Linked DNA regions of Homo sapiens: all the other regions are linked to region 1. The links are chromatin contacts, found by Hi-C or POLR2A ChIA-PET in ENCODE. All regions are on one chromosome and are shown on one strand. The core of a region is the stretch at or near the end of the contact, and the rest is flanking DNA. Distances in the headings are between cores, read along the strand shown.

The links. Hi-C counts contacts between places; a loop is a spot of excess contacts on that map. ChIA-PET counts read pairs that join two places held with the same protein, here RNA polymerase II (POLR2A). Pooled maps may share reads with other maps.
Region 2: a loop to region 1 is called in a map of prostate gland, with 1.9 times the contacts of the local background. The contact joins the enhancer-like site here to the promoter of ANKRD45 in region 1. A Hi-C loop is called at or near these places in 1 of 168 maps with a recorded cell type or tissue (prostate gland). POLR2A ChIA-PET finds 5 or more read pairs at or near these places in 1 of 52 experiments (HEK293).
Region 3: a pooled map shows a loop between it and region 1 (3-fold over the local background). The contact joins the enhancer-like site here to the promoter of ANKRD45 in region 1. A Hi-C loop is called at or near these places in 1 of 37 single-sample maps with no recorded cell type and 9 of 50 pooled maps. POLR2A ChIA-PET finds 5 or more read pairs at or near these places in 2 of 52 experiments (H1 and OCI-LY7).

Annotation. Positions count from the first base shown.
Region 1 is chr1:173,668,441-173,671,140 of GRCh38, forward strand. ANKRD45 (ankyrin repeat domain 45) reads right to left here and starts at 1,411. Exons shown (of 6, transcript NM_198493.3): 1 at 1,377-1,411. All of the region lies in intron 1 of LOC105371619 (a long non-coding RNA gene), which reads left to right. RefSeq lists a cis regulatory region at 2,456-2,700.
Region 2 is chr1:173,506,019-173,508,718 of GRCh38, forward strand. It overlaps SLC9C2 (solute carrier family 9 member C2 (putative)), which reads right to left. Exons shown (of 28, transcript NM_178527.4): 25 at 838-1,023. Among named protein-coding and RNA genes, the nearest start is that of PRDX6, 30 kb to the left of the region's middle. Within about 2 kb of position 1,258, at least 4 of the 41 ENCODE cell types and tissues checked have a DNase peak (open chromatin) inside an H3K27ac peak, as active enhancers do.
Region 3 is chr1:173,428,725-173,431,424 of GRCh38, forward strand. The region is part of intron 1 of PRDX6-AS1 (PRDX6 antisense RNA 1); the gene reads right to left. All of the region lies in intron 2 of LOC100506023 (a long non-coding RNA gene), which reads right to left. It also overlaps a transcript of TNFSF4 not described here. Among named protein-coding and RNA genes, the nearest start is that of PRDX6-AS1, 31 kb to the right of the region's middle. RefSeq lists an enhancer at 2,546-2,700. Within about 2 kb of position 1,352, at least 34 of the 41 ENCODE cell types and tissues checked have a DNase peak (open chromatin) inside an H3K27ac peak, as active enhancers do; they include OCI-LY7, where a contact is called at or near this core.

The sequences.
Region 1 (2,700 bases), core at 161-2,660:
CCAAGAAAGCCATAGGGCAGGGAGCACTCGGTATACCAGGAACATCACCCCCCAGAGCCAAGGGAAGGCAAAGGGACCCTGACCCGTCCCCATAACTGATTCCGTGAGCCATCCACATAGCCAGGGCACCATCTCAAGGAAAGAATCCAAGAAGATACCTGATAACCTAAATATTTGTATATAAGAGAAATTAAACACTAGCCAAAGAAATCAATTCTAGATTGAGCTAAACTTTAAAACCAATCGGACATTTAGATTCTTTCCTAATAATCAATAAGTAAATGCTCATGAAAGGAACCAGATCAGTCATATACAAAAATAAATTACATTTTCTTTGCCCACAAAAGTAATAACATACATCAAAATTGTAACCTTGCTACATATAACTGAAGTTTCACAGAGAATATGAGCATTGGAGGGAAGAGGGAAGGCTGGAACTATGAAGGCAGAATGGCATTGCTTTAGTCTTGATTCTGTTACTAATTATGTGACTTTTCTGAAATGAGGATAGCACCTGGTCTGCCTTACTAAATAAGTGTAGAAAAATCTATAAACTTTTCTTTTTAACTATAGAATGTGATTGCTTTCGAGCCACCCACAATAGAAAATCACATAGGTCATAGCACCTACCCCATAGGCTCTCACATTTTGGTAGGGAAGACACAAGTAAATCAGCAATGACAGAGTGAGATCAGGGATTCAATGGAGGTAGGTAGAGTGCTTTGAAAGTAAAACCGTGGACATCTACATTCAATTCTGGGTGGCGGTCTCAGAAAGTTTTCCCAGAAGAGGTGAAACCTCGATAGTGAAGAGTAGGAGTCTTAAAAGGAGGAAAAAAGGACAATCCAGGTAACGGGAAGAGCATAAACAAAGGGCAAGGAGGCAGGCGACGCAGCCTGAAGTTGTGATAGAGGAGTAGATCCTAATGTGCCTTTTAAGCCAACTGATTTTTTTCTTCAAAAAAAAAAAAAAAGTAGTCGCTTAATCAAGTCCCAGCTCAAGGAGAAGGACCCCAAGGGCAACCCTGGGCACACAGAGTTAAACAAAGAGAAGGCCTGAGGAACAGGATACAGAAAGTGGCAGCGCCGCCAGGTGATCCAGGAGGTCCCGCGAGGGGGCAACGGACACTTCAGGGCACCAGAGTTTGCTCTTCGGCCTGAATTCCCTAGGGACCTTCTGCGATCCCTTGCGGCTGCCGGCGGGGTAGGAGACCGGTGCGCAAAGCTCTGGACAGAAGCAGTGTGAGGACGCTGAGATTGAAGCCCACTCCCCTCCAGCCCTGCCCGAGCAGCCTGGAGGGAAGATGTCCGTCTACCCCATCGCACTCCTCCCCAAGTGCCCACCCCGGCCCACAGCGCCAGGACCCCTAGACTCACCACACCCGGGCCCCGGCCTCCTCGGTTACCATAGCAACGGCGCAACACGCGAGGCAGCGCCTCCTCCTGCGCCGCGGTTCCGGCAGCGCGGGAAGGTTATTCTTGGTTGCAAAGGCGCAGGAAGCCAGAGTGGAAAACAGCCAGGAATTATCTATAATTTCAGTCTCTGGGTGGCGTGTCGGTTTTTTCTTTGTTTTGTAAATTTTCTGTAATAAGGTATTTGTTTTACAGTTTAAAAATAAGTTGTGCATATTGGTTGTTGGCCTGTCTTTGGCTTTTAAACGAAAGAATTTTCTGGAAATATGAGGTTGCATTCTAAAAACTACAAAAGATTGTATGAATAACCCCTTGCTTAATTTTCTAGTTATTGGATATCTTTCTCCCATGGTTTATGGTCATTGTCACCAGCAAGGAGTGTTTCAGGCGACCTCACAAGTGCCAACTACCTTAGGAGCAGAAGAAACTTGGAGACTATATCCCTCTTGATTCAGAAATTCAAGATGCAAAACACAACTTTAAAAGGGGGGAAGCGATGGAGGTGGAGGGACAAGGGGTTCGAAAGAAACCAGCAGGGAAGGGCCAGGCATACCTAGCAATTATATCAATGTTCACATGAATCACACAGTGAAAACAGGGAAGTTTTTGTGCTGAAGGCAGGTGTGAAGGAAAATATTCATTTCTTTACTGTTTCTACCAAGAGTCCACTAAGGAGTAAGTGAATGTTTTAGAGGGGCTCTGAACATCTGTGCTGAAGTTCGAATAGCCTAGTTCTGAAATGAATATTTGACCTAAGGCCCAAGCAAAATTTCACCATTGTTACAGTAGGTAGTCAGGCATGAGCAGAGCAGGCTCCCCTATCCCCCACCAGGAATGTCAGGCGACCATCAGGTGATAGGCAGTTGTTAACTGTCTCTCTAAAATAATAATTGGTTGCAGCCAATGCCAGGAAAAGGCACTCTCCGAATAGATAGAAAACATCTGAAACTGGTTATCAGCAGCTTCCCCATAAGAGCTCAGGAGTTAGGTGATGTGAGAAACACACTCACCTGTCCAAACCCAAAGAATGGACTTAGAGGCATGAAGAACAGCAAAAGAGACACTTTTTAATAACGGTCTTGCAAGATCGGGTGTCTGGTGAGCAGGAACACCCAGTGCAGTTTCAACAAGGAATTTATCACCTAGTGTGCAAGTCCCTACCCTGGTTCCTCATAGGCTGAGTACTATGGGGTTACAGTCTTCCCCAACGTTGCCTAAGTTTCATTATCCCCTTATAAGGTTACATCTTGTCTCCTTCCCCACTTTAAGTTTTGATTTCCCAATGACA
Region 2 (2,700 bases), core at 8-2,507, 160 kb before region 1:
CTTTGTTTCAAAGCTAAACAAGATTTTAATTTTCTATTAAAAACATGTAAATTACCTTCATCATCTGAATTGATGAAAGGTACAAAATAAGAATGTTTTGAAAGAAGAAAATTCATTTTTTAGGTTTACCAACTTTTCCAGGACAAATTTTCATAATGACTTTTCACAGCCTGAACTGGGAGAAAAGGTCTCTCCCATAAGGTAGAAACTTACTGCCAGATTTAAAGAGATGTCAGTCAGCTCTTCCCATGGCCTCTGGGTCCTCCCCATTCCTTTGCCCAGTGGCAGGCAGCTTGGGCCATTAGGGACTTTGCTTCTATCCTTCCCATGCCCTCTTATGTCCTAGGTGGTCACACTTCCTTTGTCTTTACAGAGGTATGGAATGCTGAGGCCCAGGGCCCAGGATCTACTATCAAGTGCCCATAGCCCCTAATGTGTCAACAAAGTGATGTGGCCCCTACTCTACTCCTTTTTTGTCAACCAGTGCAGATACTTCCAGAGCTATGCTAGAACACGGCATCGTTGCCTTGGCGTAAACTAGGGAAAACTTACAGCATCTCATCCTTCCTTTGGCACAGCCCCACGCCAGGGCAAAGGGCGTGGCAAGCAAACAGCAGGCAGATTTCAGCTCCCTGTCCCTTGGGCACACCCTTGTGTAGGGCACCTGTATTACAGTACACAGAAGCCCTAGGTACATTTTTACTGTTTGTAAAAGGCAAGTAAGAACTACAGGGTCATTCCAGGTTAAATTTCTTTTTAAGGTGATCAGTTGAGTTTTAAAGTCACTTTTGGAGCACCGTGAAGAGCAAGAGACTCTTTAGAAATGATATTTCTTACCTGCTCACAGGTTGTAGGTATAATGCAAGGTGCAAAATATGGTTCCTCTGTCTTAGTATCAATTACACTGCCATACACAATGATAACAAATTTCATGGTCATATTATCAATAATCATGTCACTATAGCTTGATAAAGTTTCCACATATGCTTGATTGAACATCACACAGTTCTGAAACCTTAAGTCCTATAATAAAATTGCATTTTAGAAAATAAGTCATACAAACTGACAGATGGTATCAAGAAGAAAACAGATTTACTGATCTATCTGAATTATTTGAGGGTGTCAGAAGGTACACAGCCCCTGGCACCAACAGACAGGATTTATTTAGCATTCAGAATGGCCTCTGACAAATTTCTAAATTCCAAATGTTTATGCTGTTAATGGGCCCTGGATACTGTTGCCCAGCCCTAAATTGTGAGCTCTCAGCCACAGCAGGGTAGTTGGCTATGACTCAGGAGATTTCTATTTGCACAAGACTCAGAGTCTTAAAAGATTCAGAGTTTCACTTACAAGTAAGCTTATGTTCCACTTGACAGGTGAATAGGAATAACACAAAGCCAAAACAAAGCAAGCTAGAGTCTGAGCTATACTTCAAGGCTCAGAGTCATAGACTTTAGAACTGGGAGGGAGTTATTATGGGTTGAATTGTGCACACACACACACACACACACACCACCTCCCACCCAATTCTTATGCTGAAGTCCTAACTCCCAGTATCCTGGAATGTGACCTTATTGAAATGGGTCATTGCAGATGCAATTAGTTAAGATGAAGTCATACTGGAATAGGTTGGGCCTCTAATTTGAACAACTAGTGTCCTTATAAAAAGGGGAAACTTGGACGCAGACTTGCACACAGGGAGAACGCCACGTGAATATAAAGGCAGCCATTTATAAGCCAAGGAGGGAGGCCTGGCCCAGATTCTCCCTCACAGCCCCTCAGTAGGAGCCAATCCTCCCAACACCTTGATTTCTAATTTCTAGCCTCCAGAACTGTGAAACGATGCATTTCTGGTTTTTTTACGCCACCCAGTTTGTGGTACTTTGTTACAGCCGTGCTTGCAAACTAACCCAGGAATTTAGAGATCAGCCCAACAGTAGGCATCTCCTGCACAGGGCCCTGACAGGGCTGTCAGCTCAGTCTAAACATCTCCACCCCCATTCAGGGCACAGCTACATGAGCCAGTCCCTGAATCTCAGTCACTGACAGGTGAATCATACATTTATTTGCTGAGGGCACCAGCACAACTGGGAACCAAAAACATTTAAAAATTAGCAAATGTATCTAGTATTTCACAACCAGAAAATCTAAAAAAAAATCAGCTGTTTTGGTTTGATTTTAAAATGCATATACATTTTGAGTTCTGTGATTTAGAGGGAAAAAAATCTTAATTGGCTAGTTCTTTAATGGAAAAAAAAAGAAAGAAACTAAGTATTAAATAGAGATTCTCTATTTAATAATAAATACAATTTTTTTAATGTTTTATATCTGTACTTTCTCATTTATATAATGAATATGTGTTGCTTGTGAATTTAAAAAAATTTAAAGGACATTCATCTTATTATTGAGTCAAGTCTGAGTCCATACAGTTTCTACCCATTGGTCCTAATTCTCACCCCTGAAGTTTCATACTAGACTCTAAATTTGTCCCACTTCTCATGAAGATGCAAGGTAAAAGGAAAAGAGAAGAATTCCAATCCCCTTATCCCTCTGCTAAAATTTTTCTGAAAGTTATTATTGCAATAAAGTAAAAGAAACCTGACTGGCTTGTATGACACACTCATTTTTTAACCCAATATTTATTTATACCCAGTCGCTCAGTTCAGTGAATATTACTGAACTTCCAATCTTTCCCAGTTC
Region 3 (2,700 bases), core at 102-2,601, 240 kb before region 1:
CTGGGAGCAGTGGCTCATGCCTGTAATTCCAGCAATTTGGGAGGCCAAGGCAGGAGGATCACCTGAGGTCAGGAATTCGAGACCAGCCTGGCCAACATGGTGAAACCCCGTATCTACTAAAAATACAAAACTTGTGGCCAGGCATGGTGGCAGGTGCCTGTAATCCCAGCTATTCGGGAGTCTGAGGCAGGAGAATTTATTGAATCTGGGAGGCGGAGGTTGCAGTGAGCCGAGATTGTGCCACTGCACTCCAGCCTGGGTGACAGAGCAAGACTCTGTCTAAGGAAAAAAAAAAAGAAAGAAAGAAAGAAATAACATATCAAATTTGCTCCAAAATAATACAGGAGAGAGGATATGTGTAAAACAAAATCAGGCCACATGCTGCTAATTGTTAAAGCTGGACAAAAAGTACATGGGGACTTATTACACTATTATCTCTACTTGTATGTATCTTTGAAATTTTTTTCATGTTAAAACATTTCTTTAAAAAAAAAGAGTATTATGAAAGTATCTGGTTTCTACGAAAAATGATTATTTTTCCAAAAGAGAGAAAAGACTGGCCCCCCTCTTTCTTGTATTTCCTCACCTCTCCAAATAATCTGCTCACATTTGTCACACTTAGACATGTGCTCCCGACCCAAACAGAAAAGAAAAAGTAACCAGAATTCTTGTAGCATCTGTTAGGTGCTAAATAAGTAGAAAGAGTTCTAGTTTAAAATGTGTGACATTCACTTGTGAAGACAGAGAAGCTGAGAGGGGACCCCGTCCTTTGTTAGATGCTGCTCTGCTCATTCTCCATGGCTCTTGGAAACAAGAGCCCAAAGAGAAACTGGTCCTCAAGAGACAGATCCAAGACTGAGCACAGGCTACGCCACAACCTCCACCAGCTGTGGGAAAAGACCATGTGGGGTGTGAATGGCAGCACCCAGCACTGTGCCTGCCGCGTGGTGGCGCTTTATAAATGTTTGAGAAGGGAGAGAGGAAGTTGATTTAGTGGGTTTAGTTTTTAATTGGGTCTGAATAAAAGGTGAGCTTTTGCAATATCCTCTAATCCCCCTCATATATCCTTGTTGCAGAAGGAAAAGTTGAGTGAGAATGTAATTGCCAAGACCCCTTAAAGTGACATTGGTCATAGCAAATGTAGCAGCTTCCTGCCTTACTAAGAACTTTTAGGACGTGCTGGGCTGACGCTGTCAGCTGCTGCTTTGTAAAAATAAGCCCTATAATTAGATTGCTACTCCTTATGAAGCCCACTCAAGTGCTATCCTTTATTTTTAACCTTTATCACAGTCCTCAAGACAGAGTGTGTAGGGCCTCGCCCACAGCTGCTGAGTCAAACCCCAGCAGGCTCCACCCTTCCTGCTCCCAGCTGCATTCCGCTAAAAAAAGGCCTGCCAGCAGCCTACGCAATGGAACGCGGGGTCTAAGCACACAGACGGTTGCAGGGAATCTAATATCCAGGCAGCACTGAGAAAGAACAGCTGCGCCAAATTTGAATCTTCTTTATTTACTCAGCCAGGCAGCTAACACACACAAATAACATTGTTTCATCTTGAATGCACAGAATTCACAACTGCCTTCTTAGCTCACTCCTGTTGCTCAACAATCCTTTTTTACACTTGCATGTTTAATGTAAATAACTTTCACAGAGTCTTCCACTTTCTCTGTATCGATATTACGAACCTGTTGGCATAGTTAGTTGAGACAATAAACATTTAATAATCTTGTGGGTCAGGAGTGGGAATGCCAGAGGAATGCTTATAGCAAAGTCAAGGGAAAGTATTATAGGGCAAAGGGATGTAATGGGGATTTCATTATATTTTGTTGCTTTCTTTTTTGTTGCTTATAACTTGGTATTCACATTCTCTAACAGATTCTTTGAAAAAGTGTGTGCATAGCAAATAGGGCTCCATTTAAATGGACACATTAGGGTGAAGGGTCTATAGAGTTGTTCACTGCAGGAATTAATGTCATACTCTGTCTGCACAAATAATTGTATTAGGTGACAGGCAATACCAACGTTTATATAATTTGTGCTATATATAGCAGATGTAACTCAGAGGCTGTGTACTTAATCCTATAAAAATCTCAACATAAGACACTCTTCCTCCAGTGCCCACAGATCCCACAAACCCTTTGCATTCTAATTAAAGCTCTGCTGGGGTTAAGGCTAATTGGTAATAAAACCCAGGCCTGTGAGAAAGCCTTTCTGTAAAACAAAGAATCCATTTGTCATGCAAATAAGCAGCCTCCAAAGTGGTAAATTTGAATTTTGAATGTTCACCTGTTATCTTAACATTTCTTAGAATGTGGTTCAGCCAGTAATTGCTAGATCATTATTTTCCAGTTTTCCTCATTGCCATCCTTCAAAGAGCTAAAGGGCATGTTATTTGTATTGTTAAATTAATATTTTGTTGTTGTAGACCTAAAGTAAATGAATCACTGTAGTTGTCTTTGGTTTTCTTTGGAGAATGTGTTTGCATTCTAAATATTTTCCAATACAATAATTTCTTTGAGAAAATTTGTCGGTTTCCTTAAATAATAATCTTCAGGTTAGGCTTGAAATTCAAAAGTATGGTGGTTCCTTCCTGATGAAGGTCCTTAAAGGTCTTTACACTCCATTCTTGAGGAAGTTTCTGGGCACTAGAGGGCGCTCTCAGCACACTGGGACGGGATTTGTTAGTTGCACAGAATTAAGAG